2 separate regions of the Mus musculus genome follow, and region 2 is linked to region 1. Evidence: chromatin contacts called from ENCODE Hi-C or POLR2A ChIA-PET data. All regions are on one chromosome and are shown on one strand. The core of a region is the stretch at or near the end of the contact, and the rest is flanking DNA. Distances in the headings are between cores, read along the strand shown.

What was found. A loop is a pair of places that touch in the nucleus more often than their neighbours do. ChIA-PET counts read pairs that join two places held with the same protein, here RNA polymerase II (POLR2A).
Region 2: a loop to region 1 is called in a map of left cerebral cortex, with 2.1 times the contacts of the local background. The contact joins two enhancer-like sites. A Hi-C loop is called at or near these places in 2 of 37 maps with a recorded cell type or tissue (heart and left cerebral cortex). POLR2A ChIA-PET finds 5 or more read pairs at or near these places in 3 of 5 experiments (Patski and embryonic stem cell).

The regions. Positions count from the first base shown.
Region 1 is chr11:88,601,611-88,608,537 of GRCm38, reverse strand. All of the region lies in intron 5 of Msi2 (musashi RNA-binding protein 2), which reads left to right. Among named protein-coding and RNA genes, the nearest start is that of 0610039H22Rik, 14 kb to the left of the region's middle. Within about 2 kb of position 3,262, at least 1 of the 3 ENCODE cell types and tissues checked has a DNase peak (open chromatin) inside an H3K27ac peak, as active enhancers do; it is heart, where a contact is called at or near this core.
Region 2 is chr11:88,635,641-88,642,567 of GRCm38, reverse strand. The region is part of intron 5 of Msi2 (musashi RNA-binding protein 2); the gene reads left to right. Among named protein-coding and RNA genes, the nearest start is that of 0610039H22Rik, 20 kb to the right of the region's middle. Within about 2 kb of position 3,452, at least 1 of the 3 ENCODE cell types and tissues checked has a DNase peak (open chromatin) inside an H3K27ac peak, as active enhancers do; it is heart, where a contact is called at or near this core.

The sequences.
Region 1 (6,927 bases), core at 2,013-4,512:
CAGAATTTTCTTTGTTCGTGAATTCAGTGCTTCCCTTATTTATTTATTTATTTATTTATTTATTTATTTATTTATTTATTTATGTTGGCCTGGCAGGTTTAGAAATCCCTCTTTTGTTTCCCTTTTTCTTTTCTTAAAGTATGTGCCTGTCGGACAAAAGGTTCTTGAAGTAGAGGGTCATATACTGAGTGTTGACTGCTCAAGAAAGACTAATTGATGGGAGCAGGTTCTTACGCAAGCGCAGTGGGGTGTGTGTGAGGATGAGCCCTAGTAAATGCCAAATTGACCCTTTTCCCGATGTCCCATCTACTGGTCCTATTAGCTGTTTGCTGAAATGCATCCAAAGTTCTGTGGAGCCACCCACAATGGCATTAACCAAGTTGTGCCCTGCATCTTAAGTGCCTGGTTAGGGCCCTGATAAAGCAGTGGCTGGAATCAGTCCATGCAGGGCACTGAGAGTGTGCATAAAGAAGCTTTTAACCCACGATGGGTGGCCAGGAAGGACTGAGAAGACGGGGCTGTGGAACATGAGCAAAGCGTGTGGCCCTTGCTTCAAAGCTCTTTGATTTGGCTGGGAGCCGTGCTCCCCAAAGGCATTGGAACATCGAAGACACTCGTCTTCCTGCTGTCCTAAGTGAGGGTGATTGAGAACAGGCTGAGAAGTCCCAGAAGTGCTCACCCGTCACCCTCAGTCTATTCATAGTGGATTTTCAGACTCCTCTTGGGTGAACCACTTTGGAGCGGGGGGGGGGGGGTCGGGGGGGTAGTTCTCAAGTCCCCACAACACTAAGTGAATGCAGGTTTTGTCTTCTGGTTATTGACATCTTAGAAGGCAGAGGGTCGCGTTTGTGAGGGCCCTTGGTCCTTTGAATTCGCACGCATCCTACCCTAAGTAAGGAGTTACCTCGTGGTGTCTCTGCACCTTGCCATTGCTATGAGCATCCGTCTTTCTACTTTTTCTGTTCGTATCAGCGTTTATCAAGCCCTCGTCTATCAGCTGAGAGAAATTTCCTCTCTGGCAGCCTCTCTGCTTCCCCTTAGGCTCATGCATGTGTGCCCAGGAATAGAAAGCAATCCTTTACCTAGCATTTGGGCTGCATGGAGCCTTTTCCCATGTGGGCAGCAGTTCTTCAGGTCTTCTGTGACAGCCTCCCACTTTCTCCTCCTAGACAGATTTTACTCTGTAACCTGGACTGGCCTTGCCTCTGCCTCCCAAAGTGCTGGGATTTACAGCTATATGCCACCATACCAGTCTCTTGATGGCCATTTTTAAAATTTAATTTATTTTTATTTCACGTGCATTGGTGTTTTTGCCAAACTCCCCCATCAACTGGTCTTATTAGCTGTCTGGTAAAAGGCACCCAAAGCTCTCTGGAGCCACCCACAATGGTATTAACCAAGTTGTGCCCTACATATTAAGTGTTTGGTGTGAGTATGTCTGATCCCCTGAGACTGGAATTATAGACAGTTGTGAGCGGCCATGTGGTTGCTGGGAATTGAACCCAGGTTCTCTGGAAGAACAGGCCGTGCTCTTAGCCACCAAACCATCCCTCCAGCTCTTGATGGCTTTTTTAAAAGTCTCCAACTTTGAAGATGTTTCCTCCAAATCTCTGCAGATCCCTAGCTCCTTGCCTCCTAAGCAGCAACAACTCTCTCAGTTCCCATAGTTCTTAGCTGCCTCTCTCAGAACCAGCTAGTAATATACCCCTTTCCTGGTCTTTTGTGTTCTTATCCAGCATGTCCCTTTGGCAAGTTGCCTGTTGAAAGCTTTTTTGTAGAAAGGACACTTCGTTCCCCATGCAGGACTGAATATTGAAATGTGGTCATCGCAGGTGAAGAATGGAAATGGTACTTGATTTTCATGTAAACTTGAGTTTCAGTCACCCCAAGTGGCCGGTGACAATCAGTCACGTACAGATGCAAGTCTTGAGTGTCTCTGCCCTTTCAGAAGCCCTGGCCTGGGGCTCTGCCCACCAGAAAGGCCTGACAGAGACATTGTTCTGCTGAATGAAGCAGAAACCTCTTAGGTATAAAGTTAGATTGATGTAGCTTGTAGATTCTTTGCCTGTTTTCCATGGAAACTTGATTTTTAATTTAATGGGTTATTATATACTTGAGGACTGCCGATGATTTGGAAATACAGAGAAGAGTGAGACATGGTCTCTGCCTTTAAGGAACTGAAATCTAACGGCACTGCTGGGAAGGACCACCGGTCTGGATCAGTTTGCATCTTAGGTGGATGCAGAGAAGCATTGTCTAGAAGAGGAGGTTGCTTTGGAATGTTCTTTCATTAGGCAAGTGTTAACTGCATGTCAGTTACCGCCCAGGTTCTAGAAATACATCTTCAAGCAAAAGAAAGCGGCTGGCTTTACAATGTTTGGATGACAAGTGAAATAGTAAATCATTGGGTCTTTTAGAAGATGCAAAGTTGGTGAGGCATACGGGGAATGAATATCCGAGCAGGTCAGTCAAGGAAAGCCTAGTGGTGAAGGTGACATATGAGTGAGGTCCTGGCTAGTTGTGATAGGAGGCATGACATTGCTGGGGGTGGGGACATTGCCAGTGAAGTCCCTGGGGTGGGGGGAGGGTGCGCTTGTGGTTGGCTCAGTTGCACATGTCCGTCTTCCTGTGTTGGCTCTGCCTGTAGGACAAATAGGCTCAATTATTCTCTTCTTTTCATAAAGATTCATTCCAGGTAGCTGCTTCTAGAGTCCCGATGATTAAGCGACCATGAGAGGCTGAGCAAGACCTCCTGCTAGGAAAGGGAAAAATTCTCATCATGGCGGTTCCTTCGCTTTGTTTCCAGGTCTTTTTGGAGCAGACCATCTTTTCCTGCTTCTCAGAGCTTTCACACGTTCATTTGTCCTGGGTCTGCTAGGGACAGAGAGTGATTTTTTATTTTATTTTATTATTATTATTATTTAGGGGGTAGTTAGGCTTGTAAGCATCAGAGGAAGACAGTGAACGATAAGATTTGTGGTCCAAGGGAGAATAGCCTTATTTCCAGCCAGTGCGAGGGCTGAACGGGAAATGAGCCACAGATGCCACTTGGAGAACAGCTGCACGCGATGATCAGAGGTGTCCTGGGTTTCAGGAATGCAGATTCTGCTGAGGAAGACAAGGAGGGCCTCTGTGAAGGGCAAGAGAAGGCTCTTAAAATAGGCTGCAGATCTGACTGGGTTCAGGCAGCTGCTTGGAACTTAATGACCGATGAGCCTTTGCCCGCAGGATGGAGTCCAGTCTCCTTGGTTACGGTCTACAAGACTCTGGTGATGTCATCCTTGCTTGCGTCTCTGTCCTTATCTCTCAACAGATGTTCTTTTCCACTTGATTTCCTCCGTCGCTTTGTCAGACTTAGAAGGACTGAAGCAAGTTGATGGTATTCTATGCTTAACGTGACCAGTTTTCCGGGAAAACTTCTATTCAGCCTTCAGAACCCTAGTCTGGCATCTCTTTCATCTCTGAAGCTCTCCATGCCTCTGACCCAGCTCATATCACCCTTCCCTCCATTTCTTTTGCAGCTGGGGGAATCTTCCAGAGCAAGAGACTCAAACTTGTTCGTTTGGGATTCCAGGTCCTGGTAGTTACATGATGCTCATCATTTAGTCTTGAGGACTTATCAGCAGATGACATACCTAGGTGATGGGAATTTGCCAGTATATCTGTGAATACCATTGCTTTCTTATAAATGTCATCAGTGGGCTTTTTACATCCCCAAAATGCCACATCACATGGTCAAGTAGTAGCAAAGGGAAGGGTGTGGCTGACTCAGTGTAGCCAGACTTGTCCATCCCAGTGCTTTCTGCTTGCATCTCTGTGACTATTACACAGAACTCTGGCCAGCTGTTTTCCTTAGGAACAAAGGCTTTTATCTCCTGAGAGCTCGTGCCCAGCTTTGCAATAAGGAGTGTATGGATTACCCAAGAACAAGAGAGGAGGCGAATATGGTGTCCAGGGACTTGGAGTCATCTGCAGATTGCTTTTCTTTCTAAACTCCCAGTACGGGGGCGGGGGGTGAGCCAAGCAGATAAAAGCCCCAAATTCTGTTCTGGGGTACATTGACCACTGCCTTGTCCTTGGGGGCATGGTTTCTGGGTGGTGTGTTTGCCTGAGTCCCTATTTCAGCACCTGGCACATGAGCAGCCTGTGTGTGTGTGTGTGTGTGTGTGTGTGTGTGTGTGTGTGTGTGTGTGTGTGTGTGTGTGTGTGAAATGAATGACTGGCGAATTGTGAATGAGGTTTAACTGGATGGGCGGCTTTTTCTTCTCTGATGAAAGAGAGATTGGATTTTGCAAAGCAGTTGCTGAGTGCAAGGTGGGCCTGGGTACCACCCCAAGGGTTGAAGATGCCTCTATCAAGATCTCACAGCCATGGCCCATGGAAGACAGTGACTTTAGCTGCTTTCACCTCCAAGCACAGGCCCTTCCTATCAAAAATGTTCCTCAGAGAGAACTGCTAGCCACCATACCGTGGACCACGTGACTGCCTTCATAGCTCTCTGCAGTGAGCCCACATGAGTTCCCTGAACATTGGCTGACAGGTCTGGGCTCCCCCATCGTCTCTTAACCTCAGTAAACAGACAGCTAGATCAGTTAGCGAGAGGCTCTTCTCTATTGCTTTGCCCAGTGCAAGTGTTCTTCCAATGGAGCAGACCTCGTGGTTATAAAACCATCAGTAATGTGGCACATGTAGCCATGTTCCTGGCTGGCCCAGTGCTGTTTGCTTGGTAATATTTTTTTCCTCAGAATGTTGCTCCTTTTCCTCTTTCCATTTACCTCACTGGAAAAATTAAGTTTTCTTTTTATGTGAGAGTTTATAGAAGTGTGTCCCTGGCACGAGCAGAACACGGATGTATTCGGATATTGGTGTAACAGAGAAATATTGCCTCCAAGGCACAGATGGCTTTATCTCTCCCACCAAATGACCTTCCTAATGGGGGACAGTCTGTTCCTCTTCAGAAGGTCAGGAGCTGTGGAGGTGAAAGCTGATAAAACCGTTGCCTCTCATAGGCTGTGTCTATGTTCTTCGTACTGAGGTGTCTTCGACCTTCCCAAATGGTTGCCAGTGCTTCTGCCAGAGGTGAGCTCGTTCGCCCCAGCTCTGTGTGTGCAGAAAACTGAAGGACGTCTGTGTAACTCGTTTCTTAGTTTATGGAGCGCATTTCCTGGCTTTTCAAGTGCCTTTTATTCTGCTTGGTGAGGGAGGCAGGCAGGGAAGGTTTGACCCTCGTTCCCTGGCAAGCAGGCGGAGGTAAGAAAGGCTAAGGAGTGGAAGGATGGGGAGGGATTCATGTCTGCCATTTGAGCCCCGGTCCTGTGTTAAGCATGCTTTGTGTCCTGATTATTTTACACCTGCCAATTTTTTTTTTAAAGGAGTGTTTGCGCACACACAAATTTTGGTTATATTATCCGGGCCGGTCTAGAACTCTCCACATTTTTGTTTCAGCCTCTTGAGCACAGGGATTCTAGCTTGTGGGTGCTCTTGGTGCCTTCCCATCTGATGCCTGCACACTTGATTTCCATCTCCTTCTGTACAGAAGAAAACGGAGCTCAGCGACTCACCGAGGTCACATCATAAATCACTGGTGGAAGTTCTTGCTCTTTTTGATCTGCCTGCATGGCCTGCTCAGGATCCTGGGATCGGTGCCCACTCCTGCCCTCCCTCCAGTCTCCGAATCAGCACTCTTATCAGAGCATCAGCAGCCCTCATGGGTTTAGAAAGATCACCTTGCATTTTTGAAGGGTGAAATGGTTAAAAAAATGAAATTAATGAAAAAAAAATACTGTCTAACTGCAAACACTTCTTTGTGTCCCCCCTTCTCCCCCCTACTTGTAGAATATGGGGAACCACACCAGCACTTCCTATGGGGACAAGAGAGGTGGATTTCCCACCTCCCCCAAGACAGTTTAAATTTATGACTTAACAGAAGGTCGCGTATTTCAAAGACCACTGAGCCAAGGGTGCAGTGTGCTTATCTCTCTTTATGTAACTGTGGCTTCACCTCTCCTCCTGCTCTTAGGATGTTTCTAGAACAGGATAGCAGCAGAGGCAGGAAGAGGTCTTGGGGCATAAAAGCTGACCCCCCTTTTGCAATTTAGTTAGTAGTCCTAGTATCCAGGTATCTCCTCCCTGGTTCACACCCTGTCCTTTTGTCCAAACCTTCTTGCTAGCATTGGAACGACTCGGCCTATCTTTCCGCCTGGAATAGATGTGTTTTTCTCCTTAACAACAGGATTGAAGAGCCCCCTCCCCTGTTTAAGCCCCATGGAGGTTCTGTTTCTCTGGCACGGCCTGCAAGAGCCTTCCTGTCTCACCTGCCCAGTTAGACTCTGCACACTACCAGACTAGCGGCCACCAATAGCTCATGCTCGATCGCCACTGAGGATATTGGAGCTTCTGCCTTGGAGGCCCTTTTCTCCTGGGTATTCCTGGCTGACCTTCATCCTTCAGGCCACGATCAATCCTGTGTTCTTAAGCCCAGCCTCTTTACTTGCTGTGAGCATCTCCTCTGCCAAGCCTAACACAGCGCTTGATCCTCAGAACACACTTGACAGAGAAGGCTTACTACTAGAAATGATCTTTCCCTCCCTCCCTCCCTCCCTCCCTCCCTCCCTCCCTCCCTCCCTCCCTCCCTCCCTCCCTCCCTCCCTTCCTTCCTTCCTTCCTTCCTTCCTTCCAAACCTTCTTGTCTGTGTTTTCACTCCACTGGGATCAGTACACATCTCTGAAGAGTGTTCTATGGACTGAGCAAGCGCTTTAACATGTCTTCTGTGGTTTTTGCAGCAGTTCCCAGACATATTCTCTCTCTCTTTTTTTAAAGATTTATTTATTATTATATGTAAGTACACTGTAGATGTCTTCAGACACACCAGAAGGGGGCATCAGATATCACTATGGGTGGTTGTGAGCCACCATGTGGTTGCTGGG
Region 2 (6,927 bases), core at 2,203-4,702, 34 kb before region 1:
AGTGAGAGGCTCACAAAATGAGAACAACTGAAGGAGACACTCTGGTTTAATGGCCTCATGGTTGGAATCAAGTTCTGTGTTCCTGGACAGAGTCTGATGTCTTTGCTTTCGTATCCTTCCCCATCTGGAAGCGCTTGCTCGGGAATCCGTCTGTCCATCTGCTTATCTTTTGATCACCTGGCTAAGGTGCTGTTTGATTTCTCTAGTGTGTAGTTATTATAAGTTGTTTTTTTTTTTTTTAAAGAGCTAATAAGCTGTCTTTGGAGGATCACTGATCATGTTCCTCATCAAAATTTCCACTGGACTTAGCACTTGCTGAAGATTCTTCTTGCCTTGATGACTAAAGAACACTTTTTCCAACTTCTTTGCTCCTCCTGTTACCCAGCTGGCCATTGATATTCTGCTGTATGTATGCAAGAGACCTTTCTTCCCATTAATTGAACATCTTGTTATCACAGAAATCAGCTCATCAAATCCTGGTGTCTCAGTGGCTTATGATCATTCTTGTTCTTAGTAATTTTGGTACTCAGGTTGCTCCAAGATTGGGCCAATGGGAGACCTTTCCTTCCGAGGCCACTAAACATGTTGAAAGGACTTCTTTTGTGCTTGTCATAACACAACGTGCCAAGCTTACCTTGTGTCTACCCTGTCTTAGACTTGGAGTTGGCCATGTCTCTGAGGTACTGGTTCCCTTTAGTGGGGGATGGAGTCAGAGTTCAAGGCATGAGTTACTGGAGTACCTTTGCTTCCAGGCTACTTGAGTGGTGAGATCCAGGAAGTATGAGGGGTAGTGTACACGTTCATGCACACACATGGATGTACACGTGCACTGAGATGCATACATCCTTCAGAAACTCTGCTTTTACATCACACCGGTGTAGCAAGTCTCTTCATTCCGTAGTTCCCTGTGTGACCCTTCCTCCCCGAGAGCCCCAGCACTGGGCTTCAAGAGCTGACTCCTGTGTACAGTCCTCTCACACATCTAGGTTAGAAATGTGGCGGCTTGCTCATGCGATCACAAAAGACTGCCCTATTGAAAAATATCCAAGGGCTCGTTGCCCCCCCCAGGCCACCCCACCTCTCCCAGAAGACAGGGTCCAGGCAGATACTGTGGTTGTAAGCTTGGACTGTCTCTCTCTTTGCTGCCACCCCCACCTTTCCCTCTGGCTGCGGCTTGCCTTCAATTATAGGGTTGCCCACTTTCTCCTCTAGCCTTGCTAATTTCATCTCATTTGGTACATGGGACATGCACACCCATCAAGAGTTTGCTGAAAGCGGTGTTCCTCCGGCGTCCTATCCTTCTTCCCCGTTTCCTCTCCCCTGAGTCAGAGGTCACGACTGACTCCTGGTTTTCTTGCATTTTATTTTGTGCAGATAAATGGCTCTCCCTCTGTCTTAATTCCCCTCCTTATGCAAAAGGCAGCAGAGTTTCTGCTCTTAAAGTCTCTCGTCTGTGCCCCACTTTCCTTTCTCTATTGGAAGACTCTGAACAGCATACAGCACACAGCACACACATTGTCCTTGGTAAGCTTGTCTCTGCAAAGTCCTGTGTTTCCTGTAGGCTGTAATAGCTGCATCTTTTGGAAGTAGATAAATGGGTGCTGGAGGGAGGAGGAAGAGAAAGGTTAAAGGTTACAGGTGAGGGGTGAGTAGTGGTCGGTGGTGGTTTCTGATTTGTGATCATGTCTCTAGTTTTCACTCAAGTTAAAATGTGATTTTCTTTATTTTTTAATATTTGTTTGTTTGTTTATTTAATGTATGTGAGTACATTGTAGCTGTCTTCAGACACACCAGAAGGAAAAGGGAATCCGATCCCATTACAGATGATTGTGAGCCACCATATGGATGCTGGGAATTGAACTCAGGATCTTGGGAAGAGCAATCAGTGCCCTTAACCACTGAGCCATCTCTCCAGCCCAAAATGTGATTTTCTTAAGTGACCTGTATTGGCTTTTACATGATACTCTTGTTTCTGTTGCATTATGACTACAAGAACAATTACTATTCTGTGCATATGGTGTGTGTGTGTGTGTGTGTGTGTGTGTGTGTGTGTGTGTGCGTGCGTGCGTGCGTGCGTGCGTGCCTGCCTGCCTGCCTGCCTGCCTGCCTGTGAGGTCATTAGTGCCTGGGTGCACATGTGAAGGTCAGAGGATAACTTCCTGGAGTCATTTCTGCCCCCATCGAGGGTTCTGGGGATGAACTCAGGTCTCCAGGCTTGCACACTTTTGCTTGCTGAGCATCTCACTGGCCCTTAAGAACATTTAAAAAGAAAACTTAAGATCATTCCTGTAAATGAGACCCTGCTGCTACTCTCTAATATCCACCTGTATTTCTTGGAAAGTTGTGTAAAAATGACAACCATTTGAAATAGCCTTGAAGTACCCCATTTTATGTGAATTCTTTTTGATAAAAAGATTTGTTTTATTTTTCCTGAGGTGTATGTGTTTGGGGCTTTGTACACATGAGTGCAGTGTTCTCAGAGGCCAGGAGAGGGCGTTGGGTCGCTGGGGGCTGGAGTTGTAGGTGGTTGTGAGCCACTGGATGTTGGTACTGGGAACTGAACTCTGTCCTCAATAAGCCGCAGATGCTCTTTACTGCCAAGCCACCTCTCCAAGTCTTTGTTCATTTGTTTTTCTGAGACAGGGTTTCTCTGTGTGGCCCTGGCTATCGTGGAACTCACTCTGTACACCAGGCTGGCCTGTGTTTCTGTGTGAACTCATAAAGATCAGCCTGCCTCTGCCACCTTTGACCCTGTAGCCTTTCCAAACTTGTAGCCATCCTTCTGCCTGTGGCTCTAGAGTACTAAGCCACAGGGTTGCAGCAGCATGTCTGGCTTCAAGACCAGGTCATGTCTCGTTCTTGTTTGAATCATGAATTGGACATTTTTTACAAAGTGTCCTGTGTATAAAAGGAATTCAAGCCATGTCAGCCTATCAGTATTTGAATTATGGGACCTATATTCCACGATACCTTTTTAAAAATGACCTTAACCATTGTTTTGATACAATGAATGCAGGGCTGGGAGCTTAGCTGGTAGTGTGCTTGCCTAGCGTGCACAGTTCTGTGGGTTTAATCATCAGGTCAACAGAAACCAGCTGGTATATGCCTGCAATCCCAGAGGCAGGGGGATCAGAAGTTCAAGGTCACCCCCAGCTACATAATGAATTTGACACTAATCTGGGCTACCAGGAGGTTCTGTCTTAAAAGGGGGAAGAAGCAGAGAGTGTGCCCAGTGCTTCATCTGCCTGTAGGAATTCTAAGTGAAGGAAAGAAACAGGTCTATGCCCAGGCCTGCCTGGGTCACACTGCTCTCTGACCTGTCTCTGTACTGTAGGAGCCGCTTTTGCAGGCAGTGTGGCAGAGCTCTGACTTTTCCACTTGTGGTGTTGCCATTCTGGGCTCTCTAATTGGGGTCATTCTGTCTGCGTGACTGTAACTGGGATGTCCTGCAGTTTTTTTTACCAACACCGTTGCTGGAAGCAGAGGAGCGGGCATTTGTCCATGGTTTCTCCCTTGGCAGGGGATGTTTGTCTCTGGTTTCCCACAGTAGCTGCTTCTGTGCCATTATCGGAGAATAGCATTGCTAATGGTCAGTTCTTCCACCAGTCACCCAAGCTGTCCTTTGGACTTTCTTAGTGTGTTGAATTCCTAGTCTGACTGTACTTTCTTCTTCTGGTCACTGCACCATCCTTAGCCCAGGCCCTGCATGTGGCTCAGCGCTGGTGAACAGAAGGCCCGTTTGGTCCCTTCTTCCTGCAGCTCACAGCCGTGTGCACAGGGGTGTGTATAGCTGCTCTAAGCTTTGCTGCACATTTTCTCAATGACTTGTGGGTACTGACTCTGTAATATAGAAGGGGAATAGGTGGGCATTGCTGTAGGAAAGAACCATCTATTCCCCCACATGGTACGTTGTTGGTATGCCTGGGCACTTTCCTGGTACTTGCAGCAAGCTTGGGCATTCCCAGGGTCCCAAGTGTGGGCCTCTTAGTTAGACCAGGGACTGAGAGTCACAGGAGGTGGGCAGGTAACAGTTAATGCCTGAGTTGTCCTCTGAGACTAGAGGCCACTGATAAGACTCAGGGAAGTCACCTAATGGAGAAATAACATGACTCAGTTGGTTTTTTCCTCTGTACTCCAGGTCACCTCCTTTCTCAGTATTGTGGCTTCTCCCTGTTTTGCCACCACCACCGTTTCAGTCAGGATGGGTCTGCTATTGCTCATTGGTGTTAACTGTTAGAGGTGTTGCCTGTATGTCTCCAGCCCACATGAAGGGCTACAAACGTCATTTCCAGTCCAATGTCTTCTTGTCCTTGCTAGAAGGCCAAAGGAGATATTTGGGGGTACAGAGAAACCTTGGAGTTACTGGAACAGTCTGTCTCACGGTGGTCCTTCCTTATGGCTCTCAATTACTCCTTTTTTTCTCATGCCACCCTGGAAACCAGTTCAATGACTATCAGTCACCCGCTCCTCAACCCACCTACTTCCTCTCCTTTTGATGACCAATGCTGTCTGGCTTCTGATTCAGAAACCGGGGGGGGGGGGGTCCATATGTACTGCGAGGATAGGAGTATGTGTCCTTGAGCTGGTCAGAGAAGGGGGAACAGTTGTAGAGACTGTAGCTTAGCAGGGAGAGCATTGGAGATGTAGGCGTTCTTCGTGTAGCACAGCTGGGGGGCAACATTTAAATCTTCTTCCTAATTAACATTTATGAGAGATCCCGACAGTGATCAGAGAATTGACAGTGATCAGAGAATTTACGGGAAGGCTCTTGACAGACCAGGGGGAGAGGAAAGGAAGAGAAAGCTCTGCAAAGAGGGGCTTTACCAGGGTGAGCTGTATACATTTGTGTCCAAGTACTGTGGAGTGCATAACAGTGCTATAAATACGTAAGTAGACAAAGAGACCACTTTGTATCAGTTTTTATTACAATCATCAAGTTGGTGCACAGGTGTGCCTGATTTGCCGCTTGCCTGTCTGCATGTAGTTACTGCTGGCCAAACTGAGCAGATGAACGGTAGAAAATACTTCCCTTTAGGCCTTTTGAAGCTAATTTGAGGAACACGTATATTTAGAAACCCAAAGGAGTGTGTAAGAAGCCAAAAATGTGACTTTTCAAACCTAGGGGCCGTCCAGAATCCAATAATACCTGACCGTATCTCCTTTGATGCCCATTGAGAAGAATTAAGCATTGAGTGACTCGGTGGCTGTCCTCTTAGTGAATTCTTGCTGGCTGGTGCCATGGAAATTATAAACAAACCATATGGAAGCGTTTGGTATTAAGCATTTTATGTTTTCCAATGATAGTTATTTTGGGTATAATCTTAGCAAAATCTCCTGTTAATGACTGGTGTGTTTCCACCTGAGATTGTGAATGCTCCAGTGCCTGTAAACAGTGCCAGGGCGTGTGTGTGTGTGTGTGTGTACGTGCACCTGCACGTGCCCACTCAGAGGAGGCTAGTGCCATGAACCATATTTCATGGTCTGATAGCTTTTATGTTATTTTCTGACTTCAATTCCAGGCGCAGAGCTGTGGAATAGCCTTGTTACGGCTTATGCTTATTTGTCCTGAGTGAATGCCAGTTTCTAGTATGTCCAAGAAAGTGATGTATCTGGAAACATAGGGGTCCTGGCTGGCCTCACCCTGCAATTGGCCCTCAGAGACTGCTCCAGGATAGTTGATAGCTCTGCCTATAAGGCTCATGGTCACACAGTACCTTCCTTTCCAGCCACTTCTCTTCACACCCACCATTTAGCTTTGCTGGGTGGGGAAGCCTCTGTGTCCTTGCTGAAGGGACTCCCTGACCTGGGCACACTTATATTCAGCCTCTTGTTTGGCTTAGGCATCCCGGGCCTTTAGCCCCTCCTCCTCTGCCTCTTGGCTTAGGCATCCCCCTTCCCTTTTCCCCTCCTCTTCTGCCTCTTGGCCTAGGCATCCCAGGCCTTTAGCCCCTCCTCCTCTGCCTCATTTGTTCTTCATGTCTTCTTCACCCATAGTGCTTATGAGGTTTCGTTCACTAACTGCCTCGTGTTAGCCAGGGTGCCAGCAGGGTGCATGTGACTCATAGAACAGGTCACCTGCACGGTTTATGAGGTTGAGATAGGGGTTGGTGCTCCCCGAAGAGTGATGCTAAGTCCAGTAGTGCGGAGTAATCACAGCCCCTTTGCCAAAAAGGCCATGGCTAGAATTGGGTTATAGAGAGAACTCCATAAAGGAGCTCTGAGTGCAGAGAAGAGGCAGGTAGCCCAGCAAGCAGGGATTGGACCCTACTGCCCAGCCTCAGCTTTTCTTCTATCCTTCTCTGGATGCCGACATCTGCTAGCCAGGACCACACAGAAGCTGGGGAGTCTGGGAGACCACAAACCTCATTCTATGGAGGATGGTTCTGGAGGGGCTGGTTGAGTGTGGGCACCACAGCCCCATAATTTCTTTTGGGAGGGTTACACCAATAGCAGCCACAGAAGTCACCTCTGCTCACTTGGTGTCTCAGTCACAGGATGGTGGGACAGGGGCTTGGCCCCGCTCTGGTCTATATGAATACCTTCCATTCTGCAAATCAGTGTGCCATTCTAGCAAAGTCAGGGTGCTCGTGTAGCTTCAAAACAGACTCTCAACTTCCTACCCTTCCCATTTCGGAACCTTCTAGCCTGGGTTTTTTCTTCATATGAGTCCTGGCGTCCCCACTGACCAGGTCAGTGCCGGACCACAGTTTGTGTTGATGCAATGAGTAGGTAGGTGAGTGAGGGGACACAGGGAAGCAGGTCTAATACGAGTTGTGCTCTCATTCAGTGGCTCCCTCTCACCCTTAAACCATGGAAGGCATCTGAAGGAGCCCAAGAAGGTTCGAGTTTCTTAGCCTGATTTATTAACTGTGTTGTTGAACTAAGGTTTTTTCCTTACCAGCCTACTTCTGAGATTCAGCAGTTGTG